Regions from separate parts of the Homo sapiens genome. Here region 1 is linked to region 2. The links are chromatin loops, found by intact Hi-C in ENCODE. Cell type or tissue: PC-9. All regions are shown on one strand. Each heading gives the region's core, and the rest is flanking DNA. Links, peaks and the distances in the headings are about the cores only.

Region 1 (15,560 bases), core at 5,103-9,102, 58 kb before region 2:
GGTCACCTAAAAATGGGAAGCCCATCAGACTAACAGCAGATCTCACAGCAGAAACCCTATAAGCCATAGGACACTGGGGGCTAATATTCAATATTCTTAAAAGAATTTTCAACCCAGAATTTCATATCCAGCCAAACTAAGCTTCATAAGCAAAGGTGAAATAAAATCCCTTCCACACAAGCAAATGCTGAGGGATTTCATCACCACCAGGCCTGCCTTGCAAGATCTCCTGAAGGAAGCACTAAATATGGAAAGAAATATCCAGTACCAGCCACTGCAAAAACACACCAAAATATAAACACCAATGACACTATGAAGAAACTGCATCAACTACTATGCAAAATAACCACCTGGCATCATGATAACAGGATCAAATTCACACATAACAATATTAACCTTAAATGTACATGGGCTAAATGCCCCAGTCGAAAGACTGGCAAATTGGATAAAGAGCCAAGAACCATCAATGTGCTGTATTCAGGAGACCCATCTCATGTGCAAAGACACACATAGGCTCAAAATAAATGGATGGAGGAATATTTACCAAGCAAATGGAAAGCAAAACAAACAAACAAACAAGCAGGGTTTGCAATCCTAGTCTCTGATAAAACAGACTTTAAACCAACAAAGATCAAAAAAGACAAAGAAGGGCATTAAGTAATGGTAAAGGAATTAATTCAAAAAGAATAGCTAAGTATCCTAAATATATAAGCACCTAATACAGGAGCACTCAGATTCATAAAACAAGTTCTTAGAGACCTACAAAGAAACTTAGACTCCCACACAATAGTACTGGGAGACTGTAATACCCCATCATCACTATTAGATCAATGAAACAGAAAATTAACAAAGATATTCAGGACTTGAACTCAGCTCTGGATCAAGTGGACCTAATAGACATCTACAGAATTTTCCACCCAAATCAACAGAATATACATTCTTCTCAGTGCCACATGGCTCTTGTTCTGAAATTGACCACATAATTGGAAGTAAAACACTCCTCAGCAAATGTAAAAGAACTGAAATCATAACAAACAGTCTCTCAAACCACAGTGCAATCAAAGGAGAACTCAGGATTAAGCAATACATAATGTAGATAACGAGTTGATGGGTGCAGCAAACCAACATGGCACGTGTATATGTATGTGATAAACCTGGACGTTCTCCACATGTATCTCAGAACTTAATGTATAATAATAATTTTAAAAACCTCACTAAAAACCACATAACTGCATGGAAATTGAACAACCTGCTTCTGAATGACTCCTGGCTAAATAATAAAATTAAGGCAGAAATCAAGAAGTTCTTTGAAACCAATGAGAACAAAATGGCAATGCACCAGAATCTCTGGGACACAGCTAAAACAGCGTTAAGAGGGAAATTTATAGCACTAAATGCCCACATGAGAAAGCTAGAAAGACCATCTAAAATCAATACCCTAACATCACAATTTAAAGAACTAGAGAAGCAAGAGCAAACAAATCCAAAAGCTAGCAGAAGACAATAAGTAACTAAGATCAGAGCAGAACTGAGAGACACAAAAATCCCTACAAAAAATCAGTGAATCCAGGGGGTAGTTTTTTGAAAAAATTAACAAATAGACCACTAGCTAGACTAATGAGGAAAGAGAGAAAAATCAAATAGACATAATAAAAAATTATAAAGGGGATATCACTGCTGATCCCACAGAAATATAAACTACCATCAGAGAATACTATAAACACTTCCATGCAAATAAACTAGAAAATCTAGAAGAAATGGATAAATTCCTGGACACATACACCTTCCCAAGACTAAACCAGGAAGAAGTCGAATCCCTGAATAGACCAATGACAAGTTCTGAAATTGAGGCAGTAATTAATAGCCTACCAACCAAAAAAAAAGCCCAGGACCAGACGGATTCACAGCTGAATTCTACCAGAGGTAGAAAGAGGAGCTGGTACCATTCCTTCTTAAACTATTCCAAATAATTGAAAAGAGGGGACTCCTCACTAATTCATTTTATGAGGCCAGCATCATTCTGATTCCAAAACCTGGTAGAGACGCAACAACAACAAAAAAAACTTCAGGCCAACATCCCTGATGAACATCGATGGAAAAACCCTCAGTAAAATACTGGCAAACTGAATCCAGCAGCACATTAACAAGCTTATCTACCATGATTGAAGTTGGCTTCATCCCTGGGATGCAAGGCTGGTTCAACATAAGCAAATCAATAAACATAATCCATCACATAAACAGAACCAATGTCAAAAACCACATGATTATCTCAGTAGATGCAGAAAAGGCCTTTGATAAAATTCAACATCCCTTCATGTTAAAAACTCTCAATAAATGAGGTATTGATGGAACATATCTCAAAATAATAAGAGCTATTTATGACATATCCACAACCAATATCCTATTAAATGAGCAAAAGCTGAAAGCATTCCTTTTGAAAACCGGCACAAGACAAGTATGCCCTCTCACCACTCCTGTTCAACATAGTACTGGAAGTTCTGGCCAGAACAATCAGGCAAGAGAAAGAAATAAAGCATATTCAAATATGAAGAGAGGAAGTCAAATTGTCTCTCTTTGCAGATGGCATGATTCTGTATTTAGAAAACCCCATCGTCTCAGCCCAAAATCTCCTTAAGCTGATAAGCAACTTCAGCAAAGTTTCAGGATACAAAATCAATGTGCAAAAATCACAAGCATTCCTATACACCAACAATAGACAAGCAGAGAGCCAAATCATGAATGAACTCCCGTTCACAATTGCTACAAAGAGAGTAAAATACCTAGGAATACAGCTAACAAGGAACATAAAAGGAGAACTACAAACCATTCCTCAAGGAAATAAAAGAGGACACAAACAAATGGAAAAACATTCCATGCTCATGGAGAGGAAGAATCAATATCGTGAACATGGCCATACTGCCCAAAGTAATTTAAAGATTCAATGCTATTCCCATCAAACTACTGTTGACATTCTTTACAGAATTAGAAAAACTACTTTAAATTTCATATGGAACCAAAAAAAGCACGTTTAGCCAAGACAATCCTAAGCAAAAAGAACAAAGCTGGAGGCATCATGCTACCTGATTTCAAACTATACTGCAAGGCTACAGTAACCAAAACACCATGGTACTAGTACCAAAACAGACATATTGACCAATGGAATGGAACAGAGACCTCAGAAATAATACCACACATCTACAACCATCTGATCTTTGACAAACCTGACAAAAACAGGCAATGGGGAAAGGATTCCCTATTTAATAAATGGTTCTGGGAAAACAGGCTAGCCATATGCAGAAAACTGAAACCGAACCTTTTCCTCACACCTTATACAAAAATTAACTCAAGGTGGATTAAATACTTAAATGTAAAACCCAAAATCATAAAAAAGCTAGAAGAAAACCTAGGCAATATCATTCAGGACATAGGCATGGGCAAAGATTTCATGATGAAAATGTCAAAAGCAATTGCAACAAAAGTGAAAATTGACAAATGGGATCTAATTAAACTAAAGAGCTTCTGCACAGCAAAAGAACCTATCATCAGAGTGAACCTCTGTCATTGCAGCTCTTTTGGCTTCTCTGTCTGCCTTTCTGTTTCCTGTAGCCTCAGCACCTCCTCTGTTTGATGCCCTTTACAATGGATGACTGCTACTTCTTTTGGAGCCCATACAGCATCTAAGAGGTGCTCTATTTCCTTTTTATTTTTGATTTCCTTTCCTTCAGTTGTTAATGATCCTCTTTCCTTATATATGGATCCATGGGCATGCAAAGTGGCAAAAGCATACCTTGAGTCAGTATAGATGTTTACTGACTTTCCTTTGGCCAAGAGCAATGCTTTAGTGAAAGCTATTAGCTCAGCTCTTTGGGCTGAAGTTCCGACTGGCAGAGGGTGGGCTTCAGCTACTGAATTCAGTGTTACCACTGCATATCCAGCCTCTCTGACAATTTCAGATATGAAGCTGCTTCCATCAGTAAAGTATTCAACATCTGGGTTTTTTGTTTGTTTGTTTGTTTGTTTGTTTTTTGTGAGATGGAGTCTTGCTCTGTCGCTCAGGCTGGAGTGCAGTGGCACGATCTCAGCTCACTGCAAGCTCTGCCTCCTGGGTTCACGCCATTCTCCTGCCTCAGCCTCCCAAGCAGCTAGGACTACAGGTGCTCGCCACCACACCCAGCTAATTTTTTTGTATTTTTTAGTGGAGACGGGGTTTCACCATGTTAGCCAGGATGGTCTGGATCTCCTGAACTTGTGATCTACCTGCCTTGGCCTCCCAAAGTGCTGGGATTACAGGCATGAGCCACCGTGCCCGGCCACATCTGGGTCTTTTAAGGGCTGGTCCTTTAAGTCTTTTCAGCTTGAGGAAACCTCATCCATTGTTTCCACACAGCAATGATACCCTGGGCCATACAACGAGGGCTTTCCATGCTCTGTCCATTCTATTGGCAGCAGTGTGGCTGGTTATGTAGGGGTTTTCACACAAAATTCCTTGATATCTTAACATCCTAGAGTTAGAAAGCCAGCGATACCCCCTTTGCTCCAATTATAGTTACATAATTTTTAGACAATGGCCCAATCACTTGAGTTACTACTGAGTGCTCCGCACCAGTATCAACCATAAAGTCTGTTTTTCAGCCCTCTACCTCCATTGAGACCATAGGCTCCTCCGGGCCTAATGAAATGGAGCCCAGTCTGTCTCAGTCCTCATAATAATCATTGATTCCTGCTAGTCCGATTAATTCCATGTCTGACTTCTGAAACCCTTGACTGGTGGCAGGGGGCTCTGGCCAGCTCTTTTGTCCTGGATTGTTGCCTCTATCCTTTTCTCTTTCTGGGCATTCATTCTTCCAGTGTCCCATCTGCTTGCATCTCACACATTGATCTCTCTCAAGCCTAAGTCAGCCCTCTCATCCTGGCTTAGCTTCCTGGTTTTGCCTAGCTAGTCCTCTATCATGACTGCAACCACGACCACATCCTCTCACAAAACCAGTTTCTCTTCCAACTAAGACTGCTGCCAGCAAGTCCGCCCTTTTCTTTAGATCTGCGTCGAGCTTCTCTCTTGGCCTCATCCCAACTTACAAACACCTTAGTAGCCACCTGGATAAACTGGGTAACATTCATGCCTTCAAACCCTTCTAACTTCTGAAGCTTTCACTTTATGTCTCCTTGCACCTGGGTTACAAATGCTGCATTAACCATACACTGATTACCTGCAGCCTCTGGGTCAAATGGTGTGTAAAGCCAGTAAGCCTCACAGAACGTCTCATAAAATTCACCGGGACTTTCATCTGGCTTCTGGTGGACCTCTGAGACCTTTCCAATATTGGTGGCCTTTTTTCCTCCAGCCCTTATTCCATTAGAAGTGCCTCTCAATACCGCTGCAAACTTTGTAGCACTTGAGCCTGGTTAGGGTCCCAGGCTGGGTCAGCCTCTCTCGGGAGTGCTTGTTGTGCATACTGCCTGGTATCTCGTGTGCCTACAAGCGCATTGTTCTCCAGCCACTGGAGAGCGACTTCTATAACTCTACAGCACTCTTCCATATTAAATAATGACAGAAGAAGTTGTTTGCAATCAGCCCAGGTAGGATTGTGAATTAGGAAAATAGACTGCATTAGATCTATAAGAGCCTGAGGCTTCTCTGTATAGGAGCAAGTATGTTGTCTCCAATTTAAGAGATCAGTAGTAGAGAAGGGCTGATAAACGAAGAGCTTTTCTCCTCCCTAGACTTCATTCTGTGCATTCAAATAAATTTGTCCCAGTGTTTCTCGGAGGGGCATCTGCATTGCTCGGGCACGGCCCGACCTAAGGTGGCCGACCTCATCCACCTGGAGTTCCTCCCTTGGCTTTTCAGGCAAGGGCTCTGGCTCCTCTCTGTGTGGTGTTGTCTGAGGGGTGCTTTCTTCTGAGTCTGAGCCTCTGGAGGCAGCTGGGGTAGCCTCCTGTCCAAGCCTTGCCAGGGATGGATAAATTGGTGCACAGGGGGTGGACTTTCTAACACTTCAGGTTGGGCCTGTAGGACAGGTTTTTTCTGCTTTTCCTGTAACTCCTATTCTTTTTCTGATGCCTTGCAGCCTCTTTCTATTGTCCCTGGTTTTGTCTGGGCCATTAGTGTCTTACAGTACGTCTCAAAGCAGGCCTGCAGCCACTTAGGGTGCGTCTGAATTACACTTAGCCAGGAGTTGATATACGGAAACTGATCCCAGGTGCCCAGGCTGTTCCCCAAGCCTGGTGACTACCCGAAACATTTAGCCAATTATCTCCCTGTCTGTTGTCCCCTTGGCCAGCCACCCTGCATTAAAAGACGGCCAGTCTATCTCACAAAGGGTTCTCAGTTTCTGTGGAGTTAGCTTAATCCCATAATCACCATTAAAACCTTTTTTAAAGTGTTTCAGCATGCACTACAGTGGAGTAGGCCTTGACACTTTTCCTCCCATTTCCTCCCTCATGATGCACTTTCACTCTGGGATCCACCAGAACGAGTCCTATTACGGGAGGTTCAGACACTGCTTAGCCAGAAGTGTGCATTAATTCCTGTCACAGCTAGCTGCAGCTGTGGAACTTGTCCTATGGGCTGTATGCAGTGTCCTAGGTCTGCTTTTTCCTACACTCTCCTCAGAGCACACAGTCCATGCTAAGAGATCTGTGCCTCCCCACGTCACGCCCCGCGTTGGTCTCTCCCGAGACCATCTCTTTCACACACTTTCACACACCTCCCCCGTCCCCGAAACGGTTTGCCTTTCTGACTGACTCATGAGCCCCACCCATGTCGGGTGTCAGGGTGTGAGTTTTGTCCGAATCAATGGGCCTCTCCCATTGTCCCAACCCCCTTGGGTTGGACTAGTCATCATGCCCTGGGAGGTGATCAGAGTCCCCTTCCGTCCTTATGGGACGGGTCTTGCCTTAGGGCCCAAACCTTACCATGGTTCATATGTCTGAGTGCTGCTCCTGTGACTGTCCTGCAACTCCTTTTACCAGTTCCATTTCTGCTGTCAGGGAGGGCTCCGGAACACGGAAGGTAATTCTCCTTCCGGGCTGAAACTCTCGGTGGTGCCAAGGACCCCGGTCTCCCACGTCCTGGGGCTCTAGCCTACAGGCAAAGGAGACAGAAAATCTGCCATCTCCAATCCCAGATGAGCCCCCAGAAATGTTGTGGAACAATCAAACACAGGAGAGACTGAAAAAGGTTCAGGAGAGTTTATTAAATTAAGGTGATCACTGGCTCAGCCGGACATACGTCCAGAAAGTCTGAGCCCCAAACAAAGGGCTTTTCCTACTTTTAAACATCTTAAGGCAGGAACTACGTGAGGTGGGAAGCAAGTTGCAGAAGCAAGAAACAAAGGCAGCATTACAATATTTCTTATATCTTGAGAGAAACATGTCTTACAACCTAAACTTAACAGTCTTGTGACCCTGCAGCCGTGCAGGAACTTGCTGGGCCTGTAATAAACTTTAAGGAATGTGGAGTTGGGGAGTATAGATAAGGTCCACTGTCCACAGAGAGAAGACAGGCTGTTGATATTCTCTTTTAACTTGAGTGTAAGGGAGGGGGTCACACTTTGCAGCAACTTTAAAAGAATATTAAAATTTCTATTACTACTACTATTAGGTTATAGTTGATTTCATTAATTCCTTCGTTAATACTGGTACAGGAAAATGAAGAATTTTAAACCTATTAAATACAGTCACAAGAGTAATAGGCAATTTTTAAAGCTTATAAATTAACAGATAATATAAAAGTATAATATTTAAAATGTAACTATTGTGCATGAAAACAAAAGAAGAAAACAAAACCAGAAATATTGAAAAGTTATTGCCCCTGAAATGGAGGTTCATTATAGGATAAGGAGTAGTGTGGTAGAAAACTGTATTTTATTGTAAACATTTTTGTACTATTTTTTAACCATATAATTTATTTTGAAAAAAAATTATTATATTTTTGTAGTTCTTAAAGTTTCCCTTCGGCTGCCATGTACTGGGTCTTTTCTTTCTTCAAATGTTTGCCCCAGATAGGAATGGGCTACACATCTCCATGGATCCTGTTCTCTTTGGGCTCAGTCCTGTCTCTGAGTCATTACAACTCTCTCCCATTCTTATTCAGTGAGTTTAGTCATTTCTTTTTATCCCCAGAGCCACCCGGTGTTCAGCAAACAAAGAAGCCTCCAGGTACCAGAATCTACCCTTCTTAGAAGGCAGCAGGTATTACAAATAACAAAAAGCCACAAAACATGCAAGAACTAAAATGTTTTGTCACAGTTTTTTGTTTTTGTTATTTTCCCATCACAACTTGGAAAACTGCATTCTTATCACAGTCCTTGGAATATTTGAAGAAGGCTAATGAGCTGTTCCTTTAGCCTTAACTCCTTAAATCTGTCCTCTTTTCTTTAAACTAAATTGTCTCCAGGTTTCCAACTCTTTGTCACAGGCTGCTTTCAGCTCTTTGTCAGGGTATAGAAGCTTTTCTATCCTTCAGACAAGCTTCTGTTTGTTAATGTCCCGTTTAACGGTAGCTCCCAGGACAGAACATGGTGCTTTTGATGTGTCTTCCCTATTATGTAGGACCAGATAGGAGAGGACAGGCCAACCCTTTTCTTGGATTCAGATATTGTTTGTTTTTGTATTATTAATTGAAAAATGCCCATTTTTATGTGGTCACACTTTACTAATTCCAATTGCCTGATAAATGCTCGTTGGAGTGGTGAGTGTTGTGTGTTCCTTCCTTCCTATTAAATGTTAATTTTGAAGGCCAAAAGCTTATTTGCTGATGTGAAAAAAAAATTCATGGAAGGAGAACCAATGGGAGATATCATTGTACAAAATGATGTCATTTTTAACCTTCCTCTTGGATTACTTTATTGACTAATAATATTTGCATCCTTATTCATTTCCTGAATTCAGTCATTCAATCCATTTCACTTAAGGGCTTATTCTTGGTTGTCAGTGGTGAGTGCTAAGGCAGCATGGATTTAGAGGGAAAATGGGATTCACTCTGAGCAGATACAGGGTAACTAGGAGAGAATTTTTGTCTGTTGATTTCCAATTAGTGAATCTGCAACATTAGAAGGATAGAAAAAGAATAAGCAGAGAACAATGTCAAAGGTCGATGGTCTCAAAGTTGTTAGGAAAAGGAAGACATTGAATTAAAATAAACCAAAAATGGAATAATTTCTGAACAAAATTATTGGGCTCATCAAAAACCAGGAAAGTAGCATCTATACTACAGACTCTATAGGTAAAATTACTATAAAGCTGTTCTGTACAAATGTCCAGCATGTAGCATCATGCATGGTACACTATAGTTAACAAGCAATTATTGTATAACAACATGCACTTGTAAATTGATAAATTGGAGAACTTTAACTCCATAGCCTCCATAACTTCTTTCAACTTCAACATTCTATGAATCTAAAATTGCCAAGTCTTCATATTTATTCTCTCAGCCCTGCTAGTCCATGCCATCCTTTCTAAGTCAGCCACGTATGTGCATGGCAGCTGTCACAAAGAACCTCCCGCAAAAATTAAATTCTGCTCTAGGCAATTCCTGAATTATCCTATACTTCTTCACTGCTTTTAACTTTAGACTGCTTTGATCTTAGATCCCCAGTTCTATACACGCAGTTTCAATCTCTGTTTTTATTCTGGGTCTTAATGGCCATCTCTTTGTCCTCTCATTTTCCTTGACGTGGCTTCCCACAAGGTCTCAACTCTGTACTTTTCCCAGTTTAGGCATCTGCCAAAGGTATCCTACCTTGTTTCTACCACCATTGTAAGAAGGAGGATTTGCCACATTTCTTCAGTACTAATCCTCTTTATCACAGTCTCTCTTCCTTTCTAGCTCTGAAAAGAGTTGCTGCTATTGCTGTTTTTACTTCCTCCCTTCCCATTCACTCTTATGCCTGCTGTAACAGCCTTGCTTCTGCCTTCATCACTAGACCTCACTTTTTTTTTTTTTTACCAAGATGACTAGTGATGAATCAAACTGTTGGTATCTTCAAAGTGGGTGCCTGAATGCTTAACTCATAAGACTATGTGCAGAATTCAACATTCACCCCTGAATAGACACACTTTTCTACAGTTTTTCTTTCTCATCTTCCTTAAGATCTGTTTCCTCCATTTCTTCCTGGGATTCTCTCTGAGATCGCTTCTCTTCTAGCTCTGCAAAGTAGAGCTAGAGGACCATGCTCATCCATTTCCATGACTAATGTCAACTATCACCCATATTCTCAAACTTCTCCCTTGAGTTCTTGATCTAAATATCCTGTGCATACTAGTGAGCACCCCATACCCTATTATCACATCACATACTGTGAAATGAATCTAATATTTTCTTTAAAATGTAACGTTAAATCAGTGTCATCTATTTTAAAATAACATGGTATATGTATTCTAGGAATTGTATACATTTCTGTTAATAAAAATCTTAGGTTTCTGATCTTAAAATCTTAGAAGTATAAAAATTACTGAACCATATATGAAAAATAACATTAACTAACATATTTAGGTACGTACTATGTGTCAGGAATTGCTTTACGTCCTCTGATTTATAAAAATCACTGAATTCTTAGAACAACTTTATAAAGTAGTACTATGATTATTTGCATTTTACAGATGAGGTATCTCAGGTACAGAGAATTATAACAACTTTTCCAAGGTCACCTAAAAAGAAAGTAGAATAGGACTTGAATCCATGCACTGAATCAGGGTCTGAGTTTTTAATCAGCTTGTACTGCCTCTCAAGAAGGACCTTGAGAAACTGCAGGAAATTGCTAATGAAACATTTAGAAGACATTAGAAAAAAGATCACATAGATGATTAGATGAAATGACTCTCTTTGAAAATAAAGATAGGAAAACTTTCTGAAAACTGAAAATGATTGAAAATACGAGGAAAATCTAGTACAAAGTAGGGAAACCTGCATGCTGTAACCAAGGTGCAAAACTTTATATAGAAATTTGGGCTGCAGTTGAAGCACTGCCATCAATATGTTGTTTTATTCAGGAGACTAATTGTGTTTACAATGGAATTTGTATACTACATATGTAAATAAAAGACATTGATATTAAAAAAAACCAGTAAGACCTCTGTAAGATCTGCTAGAGTGAGGCCGGGCGCGGTGGCTCGCGCCTGTAATCCCAGCACTTTGGGAGGCCGAGGCGGGCGGATCACGAGGTCGGGAGATCGAGACCATCCTGGCTAACACGGTGAAACCCCGTCTCTACTAAAAATAAAAAAAATTAGCCGGGCGAGGGGGCGGGCGCCTGTAGTCCCAGCTACTCGGGAGGCTGAGGCAGGAGAATGGCGTGAACCCCAGGGGGCGGAGCCTGCAGTGAGCCGAGATTGCGCCACTGCACTCCAGCCTGGGCGACAGCGAGACTCCGTCTCAAAAAAAAAAAAAAAAAAAAATCTGCTAGAGTGACATATAGTATGTTGGGTACAACCAGATTTGGTTACGTGTTTTTCATTAATCACTGGAGAATTTTATTTTCTCTTTTGTGAATTGCTCATTGAGTACATTGACAATGCCCAGAAAGCTCTGTAATATAAACAGTTAACAACTTTAAAAAGAAACTATAAATACTGGCCAATTTGGAAAGGGAATTGAAATGGATTTGAGTGAATGACCTTCCTACTTTGCCCAAGACTGGAAATCTTGTATCCCGAGAAACTTCTCAGTCCCAGGCAAATTGGAATGGTTGGTCACATCTCGATCCAACTCTGTGAATTAAAAACCTTGCATTACAAAACTTTAGGCAAACCCCTAAATCCTGGGAATCCCACTTTCATCATCTGTGTAATCAGTCATCTCCCCTACCTAAAGGGGCTACATGGGCGGAGGAGTCACTGAGTCAGTGTAGGTGTGTGTGGCCTTGAGACTGTGGTTCTGTTAATGTGGAGCACCTGTACTTCTCCACGACATATATCACACTTAGAATTAGTTGTATAATGCCTGTGTTTCTCATTTTTTCTCTCCTTTATAGCTACAGTTGGTGCCTTATATATAGCTTGTGATTAATAAATGTGTTGTATAATCAAAGGTATGCACAAGAGGCCTTGGAATAGAAAGGTGGTCATAGTATAGATGTGCTTCTTTGCTCTACTGCCCTCACCTCCACCCCTCTATGCCATCTTTCTCTATTACTCCTCACCACATAAAAATACTTTCTTAATTGGCCATATCCACTGCTGATGGGAAGCAGGTGGGAGGCTCTTTGGAGATTGCAGGGTGGTGTAACAGAGCAGGGGTCTGTAGGGGGAGGTAGCAATGGGGGGCAGAACATAATAGACTTTGTGTGGAATATACTTATACTAGCTGTGCTGCTTCTGAGGAGGAAATATAATAACCACACATATTTTTTACAGACTTTGAAAACTGTTGGATGATATTACTTTGTAGAGATGAAGGTGTCATTGTAAATATTTACCTTTCGAGCCTTCTTTTCCTTATTCTACAAAACCTTCTGAGTATTCTTGGTCAATAAGAGAGGGGGTGGTGGGGGAGGGTGATTGATTTCAGAAAGAAAAAGCTTATTTTAAGTGATCAATAAAGCTAGGATTTGAATAATGTGTTTTAAAATTACAGGGTTGGAGCTATGCACTAATACATAAAGAGAATGATAGCAGTAATTTTCACAGATGTCATATGAATGAACCAAAAAAAAATCAATGTAGCACAAAAATTCAGTGACCTGAATATATTACTTATATTTATATTTGAAAACTGGGTACAATATAAATGTCTCTATTGAGGCAGTATGAATAAGCATTTACGTAATCTTAAATGACAGAATACTTTATTTAAAATTTTAAAGGCTTATATTTGTGACAATTTTGTTCACAGAAACTGCATACATACTATGGATTTTTTTGGCCAACTTTCTAGTTTAAAACTCTTTTTCTTTGGCAGTAGAAGCCTTACCTATGGGTGCTTTGTAAATATCCACTGTCAATAAAATAAGAATATTGTGGAGAAAAGGATTTATATCATATACTGGAAAATTATATCAAGGAAACCCAGGTCACGCAGTCTGGATGGTGGAAAACAGATGTCAAACATAAGTATATTTGGTTGGAAGTAACAGAGTTAGCTTATGCAAAGGAAAAGATTTATTATAAGGATCTGAAGATATCTCCTGGAACTCAGGGACATAAAAGCAGCCAGGTTTCAGGAAAGGCTGTCTCTGAAGCCTGCGCAATCATCTCAGAAATAGATGCTGCTTGTCACAAGAGAGCAGGAAAGAGTGTAGATGACTCAGTGCGGCTCCACCAGAGTTTCTAGGAAAACATTCACTCTGACAAGCAAATAAACTGTAAGACCTCTGAATTTGAGTCCAGTCTGAGTCTCCCTACATGAAACACATTAAAAGCAAAAGACATTTACTTTTTCATTTCCCCAATTATGCTTCTTTATTTTTTTCTCCGAAGAACATTTTGCTTAAAATAAAATGTTATTACCAGCACCTGGCTTCCTATGGCAAAGACTGTCAAATCTTTAAGTGCAATTCTTTTTTTTGCATTTAGACCTATTGTAGTAGGAGTCTGGGAGTCTGTTCACACATTTTAATGAAAGCACCTCACCCTCAGGATTTCTCAAATCTATGTGACCCTAAATAAAATGAGGAATTGTAATTAAGTGGGAATTTCTGGTTGTGTACAGAGCCAAAATACTTAATTCAAAATAGTAAAGTAAATTTCAGTCTAAATTGCTTGATTGATGTACCTTGCCTAAAGTGATCACGTTTATTTTTACAGACATGGTTGCTAGTACTTGATGAAAGGACTGTTTTCTTGGTTCTACCAAGTTCATACATTTCGAATGAAAAATTATATGCCTCCTTAGGGATTCCTTCAGAATTCTTCTCTCTTAAAGCTGTTTCTTCAGGATTTTTTAGGGAAAGAGCTCTGATCAATTTGTGATTTTCCTTATGAATCAGAAGAACTTGTGAATTACATTTTATTCATTCCTTCAACAAATGTTTTTTGACATCTCGCCCTATTCCAGGTACAGTTTGAGGGACTTAGAATTTATCAGTGAATAAAACAAAAAAGAAATATGGAGCTTACATTCTAATGGGGGAAGACAACTATCAATAATAAACATAATACATTGTAAGTCACATATACTCGAAGGTGGCAAGTGCTACGCAAAGGAAAATAGAGCAAGGTAAAGAGGGCTGGGAGTGTGTTGGGGGGAATTATCAGTTTCACTTTAAAATGGAATGGTTCGTGTAGAGTTCCTCCAGCAGGTGACATTTGGAGCAAAGTCTTGAAGAAGGTGATAAAATTAGTGCTCCTGAGAGAGGCAGTTTGCAGGCTCAGAGGATAGTGACTGCAAAGGTCCTGGCATGTGCACGGGCAGCAAGGAGGCCAGCATCGCTGGAGTGGAATGAGCCAGCAGCAGGGCAGGAGTCAGAGAAAGAGGGAGCTCGAAGTCAGTTTCTGTGGGCCTCTTAGAATATTGAATCCATGTTCTCTCCAAATTCATAGGTTGAAGTCCTAAACTCTAGTACCTCAGAATGTGACCTTCTTTGGAAATAGGGCCATTGCAGATGTAATAAGATGAGGTCATATTGGAGTAAGTGGGTCCTTAATACAATATGACTAGTGTCCTTATAAAAAGGGGAAATTTGGACCCAGACACACATGTGGGGAGAATGTCATATGAGGATTAAATCAAAGACTGGAGTGATGTTTCCACAAGTTAAGAGATGTCAGTGATGGCCAATAAACCACCAGAAGCTAGGAGAGGCCATGGAACAGATTCCCCCTCACAACCCTTAGAAAGCAGCAATCCTGCTGACATGTTGATCTTGGTCTTTTGGCCTCTAGAACTGCAAGACAATACATTTCTGTTATTTAAGCCACCCAGTTTGTGTGGTTCTTTGTTACTGTGGCCCTAGCAAACTACTCCATAGGAAATTGTAAGGACTTTGGCTTTTACCCTGGGTGAGATGGAAGGTGTTGCAGAGTTTTGAGCGAAGGCAGGACATGATCTGATTTCCATTTTAAAAGGATAGTTGTGGATGCTGTGTAGGGATACACTGTCAAGGAGCAAAGGTGCAATACTGAGGTCATATATACAGGCCAGAGGTGATGGTGTTCCTAACCAGAGCAGTAGCACTTGATTAGTGAGAAGTGGAGATTATTGTGAAGGTAGAGGTGACAGATTTAGCTACTGCCTAGAAGTCTCATAGAACAAACATCAGAGAAGATTTTCTGATAGATTGGATGTGGAGGATGAGAGAAAGGGAGGTGTCAGGGATGACTGTAAGGTGTTTGAATTGAAATACTTGAAATGCAATGAGTACTTTCCCATTCACTGAAATGAGAAAGACTGTAGTTGGTGGGTCTTGTTTGGTTTTAGTGAAAGGAGGTCAGAGTTTTGGTTCTGGACATGTGAAGTATGAGTTTTCTAATGACAGTCAAGTGAAAGTACAATCAAGGAGCAGCACAAAATGTATTCATGTCCCTTTAATGGTGCTGAAAGATGCTAACAGAGATAAAATCCATCAGAATGTAAGGAAGTAGAATGCAGAGATCTAATGCAGATGAATTTAACCACAGGTATT
Region 2 (15,560 bases), core at 6,659-10,658:
CACCAGCCCCCTGCTGCCTTGGCCCCCTGTGGACTTTGGGCGCTGACAAGCACGGGAGTGAGGCCGAGGGCAGCTCAGCATGGGCCTGCGGGCTCCACTCAGCATGAACAGTCTGGGTGACAGCAGAAGGCAGACAGGCTTCTGGGTAGAAAGTTCTGGGTCCCTGAAGCCCCACCTTCAAGTCAAGGATGGCCTGAAGTCTGGGGGCTGGGCTGACAGACCAGAATGTGAACTTACAGTGCTTTTTCCTTCTGCCCCTGGCCACCCATGAACCAATCAGGTGGACTGGAGAAAACATCAATGAACTGATTTCTAGGGAGAAGAGGCTTTTAAATACTCAAACTCTTTAAGAAATAGTCCCTAATGAGCAGTGGAGGTGGAAGTGACCAGCCGGGGAGGGAGGTGGGACTGGCAGTGGAAGTGGTGGCATCACTGGTTGTTGGGGCACTGGAAATGTGTCTGGAGTTGGTTCCTTCCGGTAGGTTCGTGGTCTCGCTGATTTCAAGAATGAAGCTGTGGACCCTCGTGGTGAGTGTTACAGTTCTAAAGATGGAGTGTTACAGTTCTTGAAGATGGTGTGTCCGGAGTTTCTTCCTTCCGGTGGGTTCGTGGTCTCGCTGACTTTAGGAGTGAAGCCACGGACCCTCACGGTGAGCGTTACAGCTCTTAAAGGTGGCGCGTCCCTAGTTATTCGTTCCTCCTGGTGGGTTCATGGTCTAGCTGACTTCAGGAATGAAGCCGCAGACCCTCGCGGTGAGTGTTACAGTTCTTAAAGATGGTGTGTACGGATTCTGTTCCTTCAGATGTTCAGCTGTGTCCAGAGTTTCTTCCTGCCAGTGGGTTCATGGTCTGGCTGATTTCAGGAGTGAAACCACAGACCTTCGCAGTGAGTGTTATAGCTCTTAAAGGTGGCGTGTCTGGAGTTGTTTGTTCCTCCTGGTGGGTTTGTGGTCTGGCTGACTTCAGGAATGAAGCTGCAGACCCTCGTGGTTATTGTTAAAGCTCATAAAGGTAGTGCGGACCCAAAGAGTGAGCAGCAGCAAGATTTATTATGAAGAGCGAAAGAACAAAGCTTCCACAGCATGGAAGGGGACCTGAGCGGGTTGCCACTGCTGGCTCGGGTGGCCAGCTTTTATTCCCTTATTTGGCCCTGCACACATCCTGCTGATTGGTCCATTTTACAGAGTGCTGATTGATCCATTTTACAGAATGCTGATTGGTGTGTTTACAATCCTTTAGCTAGACGCAGAGTGCTGATTGGCGCATTTTTACAGAGTGCTGACTGGTGCATTCACAAACCTTTAGCTAGACACAGAGTGCTGATTGGTGCGTTTTTACAGAGTGCTGATTGGTGCGTTTTTACAGAGTGCTGATTGGTGCATTTACAATCCTTTAGCTAGACACAGACCACTGATTGGTGCATTTACAATCCTCTAGCTAGACAGAAAAGTTCTCCAAGTCCCCACTCAACCCAGGAAGTCCAGCTGGTTTCACCTCTCAGAAAGACTGAAGGTTGGAGACTAGGCTTAAACTCAGCCTCTTGAAGCCGAAGCTAGTTACTGATCAAATAACCACTCAGGGAAATCCAGTGTATCTTGTCATTTTAGCTACCTGATACAGGGAGGAACTCCTGCTCTCTGGGAAAAAAAACAAAATAATGCAACCATATTTTCCAGTCTCCACTGTTTTTCTATACATAATATCTGGTAATCAATAAAAAATTACTAGGCATAAAAAGAATGTAGGACTCAGCCAGGCAAGGTGGCTCACGCCTGTAATCCCAGCACTTTGGGAGGCCGAGGCAGGCAGATTACCTGAGGTCGGGAGTTTGAGATCAGCCTGACCAACATGGAGAAACCCTGTCTCTACTGAAAATACAAAAAAATTGGCCAGGTGTGGTGGCACAAGCCTGTAATCCCAGCTATTTGGGAGGCTGAAGCAGGAGAATTGCTTGAACCTGGGAGGCGGAGATTGCAGCGAGCCGAGATGGTGCCATTGCACTCCAGCCTGGGCAACAAGAGCGAAACTCTGTCTCAAAAAAAAAAAAAAAAAAAAAAGAATGTAAGACTCAAATTTAATCTGGGGTCGGGGGTGGGGCAGAGGAAAAGAAGTAAGGGACCCAACATTAGAATTAGCAAATGAAGATTTTAAAATAAGTATAAATATGTCCCAGAATTTACAGGAAAACATAGAACGAGTCAGCAGAGAAAGAATGTAAGCAGAGAAATAAAAATTACTAAAGAAAAATCAGAAATTCTGGATATATAAAACAAATATTTGAAATAGAATATGCTTTATATGGTTTTAAAAGCAGAACAAATACTGTAGAAGAAAGTATAAGTGAAGTGAAAATGGCCTAATGCAAATTATACAAAATGAAGTACGTGAAGGAAAAATGACTAAGAAAATATAAAAATGTCAGATAGCAATGGGACTAAATATATGAACTTATTACACACACACACACACACACACACACACATTCCAGAATAATAGGAGAATGGTACAAAAAATACTTGAAGAAATAACTGGAAAATTTCCAAAGTTGATGAAAAATACAAATTTATAGCTCCTGAATAAATAGCAAGACAAATATGCTACAATTCCACTGCCCCCCAGGCGCATCATAGTCAAAGTGCAAAGAAAATATAAAGAAATCCACACAAAATCCACTAACTGTAATAAGTGAGTGAAGAAAGGTCTCAGGATATAAAGTCAATATAAAAAATATATTTCTATGTATTAGCAAAAACAATTGAAAAAAATGCTAATTACAAAAGCACAAAGAACCATAAATATCTAGGAACAAATCTAAGACCTTCTCACTGAAAACTGAAAAGAAACCCAGTCATTGGGAGTAAAGAAAGATTTTTTTTTTATTATTATACTTTAAGTTTTAGGGTACATGTGCACAACGTGCAGGTTTGTTACATATGTATACATGTGCCATGTTGGTGTGCTGCACCCATTAACTCGTCATTTAGCATTAGGTATATTTCCTAATGCTATCCCTCCCACCTCCCTGATCTTTTAAAAAGGAAGAAACACATCAGGCTCATGAGTTAGAAGATTTAATATCTTCCCCCAATTAATCTACAGATTTAATGAAATTCCAATCACTAACGTAGAAGGGCTTTTTATAGAAATTGTCAAGATGATACTACAATCTGTATGGAAAAGGACATATTCCTAGGATAGCAAAAGAAGGGTAAAGGAGGAAGAGTTCTTTATATTCTCTAGGCATATGATCTGATTTTAGGATTTACTATAAAGTTATCAAGACAGCATAGTTCTGGAGTAAAGGTAGAAAGATAGGTAAATGTGACACAATAGAGTCTGAAAATATACCACAACTGTAATCAAATATTTGATAAAGGCAATAATGTAACTCAGTGAAGAAAGAACAATCTTTTCTATAAATGCTATATAACTGGCTGGATATCTGTGTGGAAAAAAAAAAAACCTGAATGAGATGCATACCTCATGTGATATACAAAAATTATTTTAAAATGGATTATAATCATAGATTATAAAACCAAAAACAAACTTTCAGAAAGAAAATATGGAAAAAAAAAACCTTAGCAAAGTGGAGATTAGGCAAAGATTTCTTAATAGAACTCCAAAAGCTCTAACCAAAAAAGAAAAAAAAATGTTAAATTGAAGTATATCAAAATTTAAACCTTCTGTTCTTCAAGAGGCATTGTTAATTAAAAAGCAAGCTACAGACATTTAATTTCTAGCCCAACATGTAAAGAGCCTGGAGGTTGTTATTATCAACCTCATGAGAATAAGCTGAACAAACTGAAGATCAATAACTCATCTTAGAGCCATCAGATCACTGAGGTCACAAAACAAACTGCTGCCCAGTAACATGGAAAGACAGACAGATACAGAGAATCACGGCTTACCAGGAGCAGAAAACTTTACTGGACCCAATAACTGGTAGGAATACTTAAAGCGTAAGTGTTTAATTGCTGGAGACTGAGCATAGACTAGTTTAAGATGAGAACTCAGAGACTAAAAACTTCTGAGGGTATAACCTTAAGGGGACCCCAAAACTTTTATGAGTTTTACATCCAGGAGCCCCACCTCGTTGCCACTGTGAGCAGAGAAAAATCCCGTCATGCTTCTGGCAGGGAGAGGGGCAAAGTAACCATTGTGAAATATAGCCAGAGCATTCTATTCTTCCTGCAAAGGAGAGGTCTGTCCTTAAGGGTGACTGTTTTACCATAGACCAACCAACATATGTGTTTCCAGAGCCTCAGCCATGTGGGGAAAGGAATAACAAACTCCAGCCTCCTCTACCCTTCAAAGTAGGGGAAGAGAATACCAAACTCCACCGGCTTCTACCCTCCTGTGTGGGGGAAGGGAAACACACAACTCCAGTCCCATTAGCCCCCGTCTCATATGGGGTGGGGTAAATTGAGAAGGACTTGCCAAGATCAAAGCCCAGAGCCACAGACTCAGGTTGGGAATTTGGAGGTAATTAAGGTGTTTTTCCATAGATGAATGTTTACTACAAATTGTGGTACATATATTCAATGACCTATTATTAATCAGCAATGAAGATAAATGAGCTATCAATCTATGAAAAGGCATGAAGAAACCTTAAATGCCTATTGCATAGTGAAAGGATCCAGTCCGAAAAAGCTACATACTATATGATTCCAACTGTATGACATTCTGGAGAAGGCAAAAGTATACAGACAGTAACAAGATCAGTGGTTTTCAGGTTTTTTGGGGAGGGAGGTGGTAGGGACAAATAATTGGAGTACAGGGCATTTTTAAGTTAATAAAACTATTAACTCTAGAGTTACATAACATATGATACTGTAATGATGCATACATGACATTATGCCTTTGTCAAAACCCGTGGTATTGTACAACACAAAGAGTGAACTCTAATTCAACTATGGCCTTTAGTTAATGATAATGTATGAACATTGGTCCATCCATTGCAAAGACTGCACCACAGTAATACAAGCTGTTAATAGCAAGAAAAACTGTTGGGGGTGGGGGCAGTGAGAGAGGCTACTGGTAACACTGTACTTTCTGAGCAATTTTTATGTAAACCTAAAAATGTTCTAAAGAGTAAAGTCTATTTAAGAAAAGGAAACTATAGCCTTGGGAAAATATTTCCAATATGACATCTGACAAGATACTCAAATATTTAAATCTCAAATGTTTAATTAAGTCAGTAATTAAAAGACAAACAACCCAATTAGTAATGGGCAAAAGTCTTAGATACTTCACCAAAGTAATGTATGAGATGGCCAACATTTGAAAAGATGCTTATAAATATCAGTCATCATGGAAATGCTAATTAAAATCACAATGAATATCATTAAAAAACCACTAGAAAGGCTAAAATTTTAAAAAGACTGATAATACCAAGAGTTTACAAGAATGTAGAGCGACTAGATTTCTTATATATTCCTGGAGGGGGAATAAAATGGTACAGCCACTGTAATAGCAGCTTTTAACTAATCATATACCTGCCTTATGATTTCTAAGTTCCACTCTCAGGAAACTAAACCTTTGTTACATAAAAATATGTGAACAAGGGCCAGGCGCGGTGGCTCATTCTTGTAATCCCAGCACTTTTGGAGGCCGAGGCAGGCGGATCACCTGAGGTCAGGAATTCAAGACCGGCCTGCCCAAAATGGTGAAACCCCATCTCCACTAAAAATACAAAGAATTAGCCGGGTGCAGTGGTGCACACCTGTAGTCCCAGCTACTTGGGAGGCTGAGGCAGGAGAATCGCTTGAACCCGAGAGGTGGAGGTTGTGGTGAGCTGAGATTGCGCCACTGTACTCCAGCCTGGGTGACAAAGTGAGACTTCGACTCAAAAAAAAAATGTGAATAAGAATGTTTAATTTAGTTTCATTCATAATAGAAAAAACCTTGGAAACAACCCAAATATCCATCAACAGACGACTGAGTGAACAGAGTAATGTTATTCTCATATGACAGAATACTACTCAAGAATCAAAAGATTGAACTCCTGATATACACAACAATGTGGAATAATCTCAAATTTATGCTCAGGAAAAGAAGCAAAAGTGTACGTTTTTGTGATATGCAAGAACAGGCAAAATTAATCTGTGAAAATAGAAATCAGAAGAGTGATTGCCTGTGGGTGGCGGGGATAGGCTGTTTTTGTAAATAAAATTTTATTGGGACACAGCCACCGTCATTTGTTTATATATTGTCTATGGCTACTGTCACACTACAAGAACAGAGTCGAATAGTTGTGACTGGGACCATATGGTCTGCAAAGCTGAAACTATTTACTATCTGACCCTTTACAGAAAAAGTTTGCTGATCCTTAGTATAATTGAGCAAGTTTAACAAAATGTTGATAATTGCAGAGGCTGGACAATATTTTTATTGTTTATAAATAGAATAGTGGGCTATTCTACTTTTATATGTTCCATAGTAAATTTTAAAAATTTGGGTAACATCATCTTGCCTGAGAACCGCAAGATTTTTGCTTGCACCGTTTGGGGATACAGGTATTCGGAATCCTGCTTACTCCTCTCCTTCCTTCTGAGAGCCAACCCATTTTTGATCGCTTTTTTATGGCATCAACCCTGTGTGTAAACCATCTAATTACTGAAATTAGAGCATGAGAGGTTGTGGGCACTATAGGCAGACTGGATTTTATTATTCAGCCAATAAATTGACCCATTCATTATAAGGGCTTGCATGTGAGCATTTTTGAAACCAACTCTATGGCCTGGGATTACAATTAAGTTAGTATAATTTGGGACCCATTTGTAAATTTTACTGTGGATCTAGATTATTTACACTTTCCAAAGCTGTCACATAGATAACAAATGATACTATGAGAAAAAGGTTAGATATGGGGATAAACATCTGTTAATAGAACTTATACATATGGAGCAGAGGTTGGCGTAGGACTTAAGAAGTTCCAGGGCTTATTTCTATCTTTAAATATCCTATGTTGTTTGCTAAAACACTGATCCTCAGTACGGTTTGAAAATTTCTTATTTAGTGTTCATTTCTTTGGATGAGTATATTATGTTACTAATTGCTGCATTTTAGAATATGAATATGAGTGAGGAGATATTAACCTACTCAAAATCTTGTGCTCCTTAATAGTAACTAATATTTATATTATGCTTTATAATTTACTGCTTGCATTTCCTTATCTTATTTAATCCTCACAACCATGCTACAAAGGGTGCTATTACTAACATCTATTGTACAAATGGAAAAACTACAGCTGAGCCGTGAAGTGAAAGTGAAGATCACAAAGGGGACAAGTGTCAGTCAGGGCTTTATGCTAAGTTCCATTAGTTTCCAATATTTGCTGCTGCTTCCATTTCAATTAATGTGGTAGACATCTGAGTGTCAAATACAGGGAGCCAGCATTTTGCATGGTAATTCAGAACTGTGAAAATGACCATGCAAGTTGAAACTGTGCAAAATGGTCTGAGTCAACAGAAAAAATAAAACAGGCTTCTTTACTTTAAAAATGTTTAATAAAATTAAAAACTCTCTTATTTCTGTTTTAAAATGTATATAGTATATAACAATGTATGGTATAAAAAAGTAAAACTAATATTTACTCAGTACGCTGTAACTTATATCATTAGGCATATTAAGAATTGCAATATTTTGTTTGTAAAAAAACTTATCAAGAGTAGTTTTAATAGTGCTTGCCATCTTGTCATATAACTTATGATATTAGAATGAGCATCTTCTCTATGCCTTGCCAAACTGTCATACTCTTTTCTTAGGTTGAATCAGCATTTAACATTTTATCATCGGCACTTTCAATATTGAGAAATATTCCTTTAATGTAAAGATTTTCACCGGCGTCACTTCCTCTGGGAAATCTCCCTCTTTTTAGCCTTGACCACTTGACTCATTTATGTCAATAAGCTTACTTTCAATACATTTTTCCTTGTGTATCTAGAGAATATGAACTCAAGCAGCATCCACATTCCTGTGGTCAGCTATTTCTTGTTTAACATTTCTTCTTTTACGTTGGATTTGAATTTCACTTCCAGAATTACTACGTTTCATTTCTTTGCTGTGCTTTTTTTTTTTTTTTTTTTTTTTGGGCCATTTTCCTCAGTTTTGTAAAATGTCACGTGGGCTTATCACTGAGAGACAAGGAAGCGACACAACTACACATTTGCTACCTGTACCTGAACTGAATAGCAGAGGCACAGTGAGCAATCATTGCAAGCATTTCAAAGAAGTGATGTGATTGATCACGGATTTTGATGCACCTTTGATATTTACCTAGCGATTTACAGGCTGAGAGCTAGCTGTAAAATGTGTACTTTATGCACTTAAACACATGGTTAATATACGTGATGATTGAAATTTAAGTCATGTTTTTAGGGGACTGATGTTATTTGACTGTACTAGGAGTGCAAAATTTGTGCTTTTAGCAGAACAGCGCAAAGCAAGGGCTGCCTGTATTCGAGCCTGTGATACTCTCATGACCACTAACTAAAGGGGCGCTGAGTGGGTGGGAATTTACATTCAGAAGGGGAAATTTTGTTGCGTAGGAGGAGAATTATAGCAGGCAGAAGGAGATTAGAGAGTGAATGCCCTGGGGTGGATCAACCGTATGACACGAGGTTACAAAAAGAAAAGCAAAGTGGAAAGTTTCTTCTAAAGGCTGATTTCTCTACAATTTTGCCTAACGCAAAATGTTAGTTACAAAGAAAACTAATTTTCTGACTGGAAGAAACACTTTAAAACTGTGTCCATAAACATAAACTCATTAATAACACACACATCATTTATATATCTTTTTGTTCCTGTTAATTACAAAAATAATACATGTTTGTTGTAAAAGATTTAACGGTGTAGAATGAAATTTTCATTTGCACTCTAGTCTTTTTTCTCGGGGTACTAAATGCCAATAATAAAAATGTATTTTACATTTTATTATTTGTATTAGTTTAATATCAACTATGATATTATGTGATGCTTACTTTAATCAGACAGATGTGGAAATTAGGAAGAATTCTACTAGTGGAAACTTAAAATGGATTTTAAAAAATACTTGTCCTATGAAGAGAAAAGGTGAATTTTAATCTATTGCATTTAGAAAAATCAAAGCTGTGCCTATTGCTGTTTGAATATCAGTGGTGAATCTGTTAGACCGTATAAGAAATAGCAAAAGACCTTTTCCAAGAAGTAAGTTTTCTGGTTTACTTGCAAAAGGACATGTTTCAGAATACCTGCTTTCATTTGGGACAGGATATCAGAATTGAAAGAATCTCTACCACTCACACTGACCTCGACATATTCAAAAACAGGAAAATCTTCTAATCTAAAAATAGTTTAAACCTCACCTTGGCCAGAAAAAAAGAACTGCCATCTTATAGATAAATGTTTTTCCTACTTTTTAAAATGACCAACTATTGAAACATACAAAAGAATAGTAATGATATGGTTATTTTGATAGTACTTATATATAAGTATTATCTATGTTACTCACATGTAAAATAAACACACATGTATCCAACACTGATCTTAAGACATAAACCAATAACTTTAAGGCCCCAGTGCCTCATCTTGATGTTACACCCACTCTCTGAAAGTCACTTTATCTTGAAAGCTTTGTCTTGAAATAACACCTTTATCTTGAATTTTGGGTTTCATGCCTTTCCGTTTCTTTAGAATTTTACCACAGTTGCTTGAATTTCTAAATAATATATTGTCTACTTTTGCACAATTATGTGTATCATTGTTATGCTGTATAAAATTTTATGACAAGTCTTTTTCTGATTAACATTATGCTTGTTTGACTGTGAGATTTAACCTCATGAATATGTTTGACTTCTTAATTTGCAATATCGTACGGCATGTCATTGAGGAATGATACTACGATCTATTTATCATTTCTTTTGGCAATGGACATTTGAATTGTTTTCAGTTTTTACATTGCTTTAAAGGATTGTGCATGTGTTTCCTGGTGTATATTGGCCAGAATGTCCCTAAGAATTACTGCAAGAAGAAAAAATCTTGGTCAAAGGCTCTATACATCTTTTTTTTTTTTTTTTTTTTTTTTTTTTTTTGAGACAGAGTTTCAGTCTTGTCGCAGGGGCTAGAGTGCAGTGGTGTGCTTTCAGCTCACTGCAACCTCCGCCTCCTGGGTTCAAGCAATTCTTGTGCCTCCGCCTCCTGAGTAGCTGGGATTACAGGTGCATGCCACCACACCCGGCTAATTTTTGTATTTTTAGTAGAGACGGGGTTTCACCATATTGGCCAGGCAGGTCTCAAACTCCTGACCTCAAGTGATCTGCCCACCTTGGCCTCCCAAAGTGTGCACACCTTCAACTTACTTAATTAGTCCTCCTTTTGTTATCTCAAAGTGATTAGGTAAATTTACCCTCCAAACAACTGTGCAGTGGCGCTCCCATTTCTCCACCTCTTGCCAAGGCATTTAAAATAGTGCCAATCTGGTGGGTATGAAATTATATTTTATTGTAGAATTTACATTTGACAATTGGCATGGTTAACCTTGACCTTCCTTAAAAGGTCTGGGGGATTTACTCTATTTTTCAGTTATACAGTTATTGGTGACATTGGCAAGAGCAGTTTCAGAAAAGTGCTTGCAACAGATGATAGCAGTTGTTTGAGAAACAAAAGAGAGATGAGGGAGTGGGAGGAATCAGAACAGATGCCTTTCTGCAAATTTAAGATGAAAAGGGATGGAGAGAGAAAATCAACAGTGCCTTGGAGGGTTTATTAATATTTTCAGATGGGAGTTACTGGAGCAAGTTCATGTGTTAAGCAGAAGAGCCAAGTTTGTTGGGAAACAGAAGTGGATGAGTAGAGTTCATGTGAGAAGAGAAAGTGCTGTGAACATAAACAAGTTTATAGAAGAGTGGTGATTTACGAGAGGAGATGCACATTAAGATCCCAACTTTCTCAATATCATGAGATGAGATGAGGAGGCCTCAGGAGGCTGGCAAAGGTTTTGAGTAACTGACAGAGACTCTGCAAGACCAAAGACCTCATCAAACTTTGTTTCCTTAGGCTTCCTTTATTCATTACACATTGATTTTTTTAATTGAAAGCACATAAAATTGGACATGGAAAATGCACATATAAGTAAGACTCAGTCCTGGTTCCAAAGAAGCCTAGAAAGGAAATCAAATGTATAAATATATAATTATGCAATGAGATGCTTGTTATGCTTGAGGCTGTATTCAGCACAGCAAGAGTAGGGAAGTAACTAGACAAGTGAATGGACAAGGAGGGCCTTTTGAATGACAGATAAGTGGGAGCATTAACAGAGGGCACTGTGGCATGAGAAGCATGGTGCTTCGAGTGGTCTGCACATCAGGGTTTCTGAGGGGCAAGACACATAGAGATAGTGGTGGAAGGAAAGGCTAAAGAAGTAGGTTTCTACATTATGGAGCTGAGAGTTTACCTTGTGGGTGATGCAGTGGTGTCAGAAGTTTTTGTTTTGTTTGTTTTTAAGTTGATTTTTAAAAGTAGACTATTTTTTATAGCAGTTTTAGGTTTATAGTAAAATTAAATACAAAATACAGAGTTCCCTCATACTCTTTGTGCCCCCTCCCCCATCATATCACAAGTTTTTCAGTAGAGCAGTGATCCCCAACCTTTTTGGCACTGGGGACTGCTTTCGTGGAAGACAATTTTTCCATGGAAGGAGTAGGGGAATGGTGTCAGGATGATTCAAGTGCATTTCTGGTGCACTTTATTTCTATTATTATTCTTACATTTAATATATAATGAAATAATTAGACAAGTCACCATAATGTAGAATCAATGGGAGCCTTGAGCTTGTTTTCCTGCAACTAGACAGTCTCATCTAGGGGTGATAGGAGACAGTGACAGATCACCAAGCATTAGATTCTCATAAGGAACGCGCAACCTAGATCCCTCACATGTGCAGTTCACATTAGGGTTCACCATCCTATGAGAATCTAATGCCACCACTGATCTGACAGGAGGCGGAGCTCAGGCCATATGCCTGCTCACTAACCCTCACCTCCTGCAGTGTGGCCCAGTTCCTAACAGGCCATGCACAGGTACCGATCCATGGCCCAGAGGTTGGGGACCCCTGCAGTAGAGACATTATGATGGAGGTGTTTGTAGAAAGTTATTTATTGGAACAATGCTATAGTAAACTGCAGCAGAAAGAGACCAGTAGGAAAGTAACTTAGGAGACTCAATCTAGGAGGTAGCATTAATAAGAGTTGGTGAACCAATGAAGGGGGTAAGGGGTAAAGGAGAATAAAGACAAGCTCCAGAATTTTCACTTCCAAGGAAACATAATTTACCTAGGTTGGGGGTACAAGAGGAAGGAAAGATGAGCGGGGGCGGGAGTGGGGAGGGTGGGCTGTGATTCTATATAGAGAACAATTAGATACTAAGTTTGGGGTAGAGTTTCTTTCATTTTCTCAAATGTTCAAGGAATTTCAAAACAGCTGAAATATATGATAATATGAAATATCAACCTTATCATCTCATGCCATAGAGAACCAAGCTTTTATTTAGATAATTATAAATGTTATTTTGTCTGCTATACGGTAGTAAAATCAAAACACTGTTGCTTTAAAAATCATAAATAAATGTTTATATTAATTATTCATCACTGCTCTGGTAAATTACTATTCGACAGAAGTAAATAATACATTGAAAATACTCTGATCCCAATCATAATTACCTTGGGATTCATGATATTTCACAGATGCACACACTTACATCCTAAGATTTCATTTTGAATCAAATTTGTCTTATCTCAGGTTCTAAAAAGTTATAAAAGAATTTGAATGCAATTTTCTCAGGTAAAATATTATGTTGTATTAAGATAAGGTGACATAATTGATACATTATTTGTTAAATCTAAAAGCTAGAAAGAGATTTTGACAATATAATTCTTAATAATAGAACTTATAAGAAACCATTTTGAGATAAAATCCACAAAGCACAATTCTATGCCCAACTTGAAATAAGAATAAAGATAATTGGAAAGGCAGTGTTCTATGAACTTGGTATTTCTTTATTAACAAGATCCTTCTCACTTTTTTGGCTAATCTCTGTATTGGCAATATCCAAGCAAGGTCTTGAAACACCCTTTAATTCCTCAAATAAAGATTGAATTGTATTCAGCATGCCTTTATTTTCATGTGAACATTTCTATTGTAGCCTAGATGTTAGCTGAGGTTATTCTGCCATTTGAAATCTACATAAAATTAGCTTTGGTTCCATGATTTCTGTAGATTGTGGTGCCTTACATTCTGTTACTTCTGTCTCCAAAATCCTGTCTGCTCCTCTAATTGTTCACTCTTCTGCGTCACACCAACGTAGAAATAGGGCACAGTTCAATTTCCACTGGGATTACTTCTTTCCAGAAAATTCCACTCATGCAAGACATTTGTGTATGTAGCCAACTTTATTGAAGTGTTGTAGTTTATATGAGAATGATATATAATAACTTTAAATTGAATATGAGACATTGCTGTTTTTAAAAATTGCTTTGGTTCATCTGCTACTAGGGATTTCTCCCTGGCTACCCTTTTCTGAGGGCTCCAACTTCCTGATGTGTTGCTTGGTTCTCACTCCCTCAAGGCTTTGTTCTGCTCTGTCTGCTTCTATACTTTCTGTGTTCTCTTTTCTAGTAGGGGTGGTGGTTCAGGATTTCTCCCAGGGATTTCAATTTCCCTCATTTTTTTAGATAGAACAATTTTACCTTCATTCCCTTCTCAACTCCAAGAAAATTTGGCATATCCAAAGATCCATTTATGTGCTAGGTAAACAGAGGGTCCTCCTACACTGTCTTTATTAATGTAGGTTTAAAGTAGGTTTTAAAATCAGGAAGTGTGAGTATTCCAACTTTGTTCTCCTTCCTCAAGATTGTTTTGGCTATTTTAGGTCCCTAAATTTTCATATATATTTTAGGATCAGCTTGTCAATTTTGGCAATGAAGCCAGCTAGAATTTTTATAAGGATTGCACTGAGTTTGTAGATCAATTTGAATAACATGGTCATATTAACAATATTAAGTTTTCCAATCCAGGAACATGAACTGTCCTTCCATTTGTCTATGTCTTCTTTAATTGTTTCAACAACGATTTACATTTTTCAGAGTGTAGGTTTTGAACTTTTTAGTTAAATTTATTTATATGTATTTTATTATTTTGAAGCTATTGTAGGAATTGCTTTCTTAATTTCATTTTCAGATTGTTAATTGTGCTTATATAGAAATACTATTGATTTTGATATACTGATCTCATAATTTGCAATCTTGCTAAACTCATTAATTTTAATAACTTTTTAATAGATTTCTGAGGATTTTTTATAGCTCATGTCTTATTAGAATATAGTTTTACTTTTATTCTTCCCCATGTGAATGCCTTCTTCTTTTTTTTTTTTTTTTTTTTTTTTTGCCTGATTGCCATCGTTAGACCCTCCCATGTAATGTGGAATAGAAATGGTAAGAGTGAACATCCTTTTCTTGTTCCTGATTTTAGGGAAAAAGCATTAAATGTTTCACTTTGTGGTGTTAGGTGTAGGTTTTTCATAGATGTCCTGTATCAGGTAGATGTTTCCTTCTATTCCTAGTTTATTGAGTGCTTATTATTAAGGAGTATTGAATTTCATTAAATGCTTTTTCTGTACCTATCAAGATAATCATGTGATTTATCCTTTATTCTATTCATATGTTATTTACATTAATTTTTGAATGCTAAACCAACTTTGCATTTTGGGGATAATTCTTACTTGATCATGGTGTATACTCTTTTTTTATGTGATGTTGAATTCATTTTGCAAGTATTTTGTCTTTTTTCCATAAGGGATTGTGGTCTATAGTTTTCTTTACTTGCCTGAGGGTGTTTTGATTTGATGTTTTTGGTTCAAGTTGTGTTAATATTTTCTTTTAAGCAACGTTCAGAGTTATAGAGGGCAATAAAAGCTCATGTGCATCTGCTGAGATGCTAAATCCTAGCTCTGGTGCCCAGTTGACTCACACATTCAATAACAATTTATCGTGAATCCAGACCTCTGTTCTAGGTTTGGGAGTGTATAAGTGAATAATGCAAGGTTTCTGTTCTCTAGGATCTTAATGAACAACTGTAAAACAAACAATAAGCTAATATATGTTATGTCAAGGCCAATAAGTGATTCAAAACAAAGCACATGGTAAGAGAAAAGAAGGAGCTGGAGGGAGATTTTAGATAGGATCAGCAGAGAAATCTTAATGAAGTGACATGTGAGTAGAGACCTCTGTGAAGTAAGGACGTGAGTCATGTGGACATCTGGGAAAAGAGTTCTCCAGACAGAGGAAGTGGTAAGTGCAAAATAGGAGGCAGAAGCATACTTGATATGTTTAAAGATTACAAAGGAGGCCAGGAGGGATGGAACAGCATAAGTAAATAGTCATCAATTAGAATTTTGTCTAGCTGCACACAACAGGAAACACATTTATAGTGGCTTAATCAGATAAGGGTTTTAATTGTCATCATATAAAAGAGACTGGTGTGAAAGCTCCATGACACCATCAGGAACACAGATTCTATCTTTTCTCTCTA

Evidence for each region. Peaks named below come from ENCODE experiments on the same cell type or tissue, not always from the same donor. Only the 100,000 strongest peaks of a DNase experiment are listed, where the experiment ranks them.
Region 1: a loop joins it to region 2, with 8 times the contacts of the local background. A loop is called at or near these places in 1 of 110 quality-filtered maps.

Annotation. Positions count from the first base shown.
Region 1 is chr13:47,104,260-47,119,819 of GRCh38, forward strand. No RefSeq gene overlaps it. Among named protein-coding and RNA genes, the nearest start is that of HTR2A, 210 kb to the left of the region's middle. In PC-9, for the core only: no CTCF peak of the experiment used is centred there; no DNase peak of the experiment used is centred there; H3K27ac peaks cover 572 bases.
Region 2 is chr13:47,160,335-47,175,894 of GRCh38, forward strand. No RefSeq gene overlaps it. Among named protein-coding and RNA genes, the nearest start is that of HTR2A, 270 kb to the left of the region's middle. In PC-9, for the core only: no CTCF peak of the experiment used is centred there; no DNase peak of the experiment used is centred there.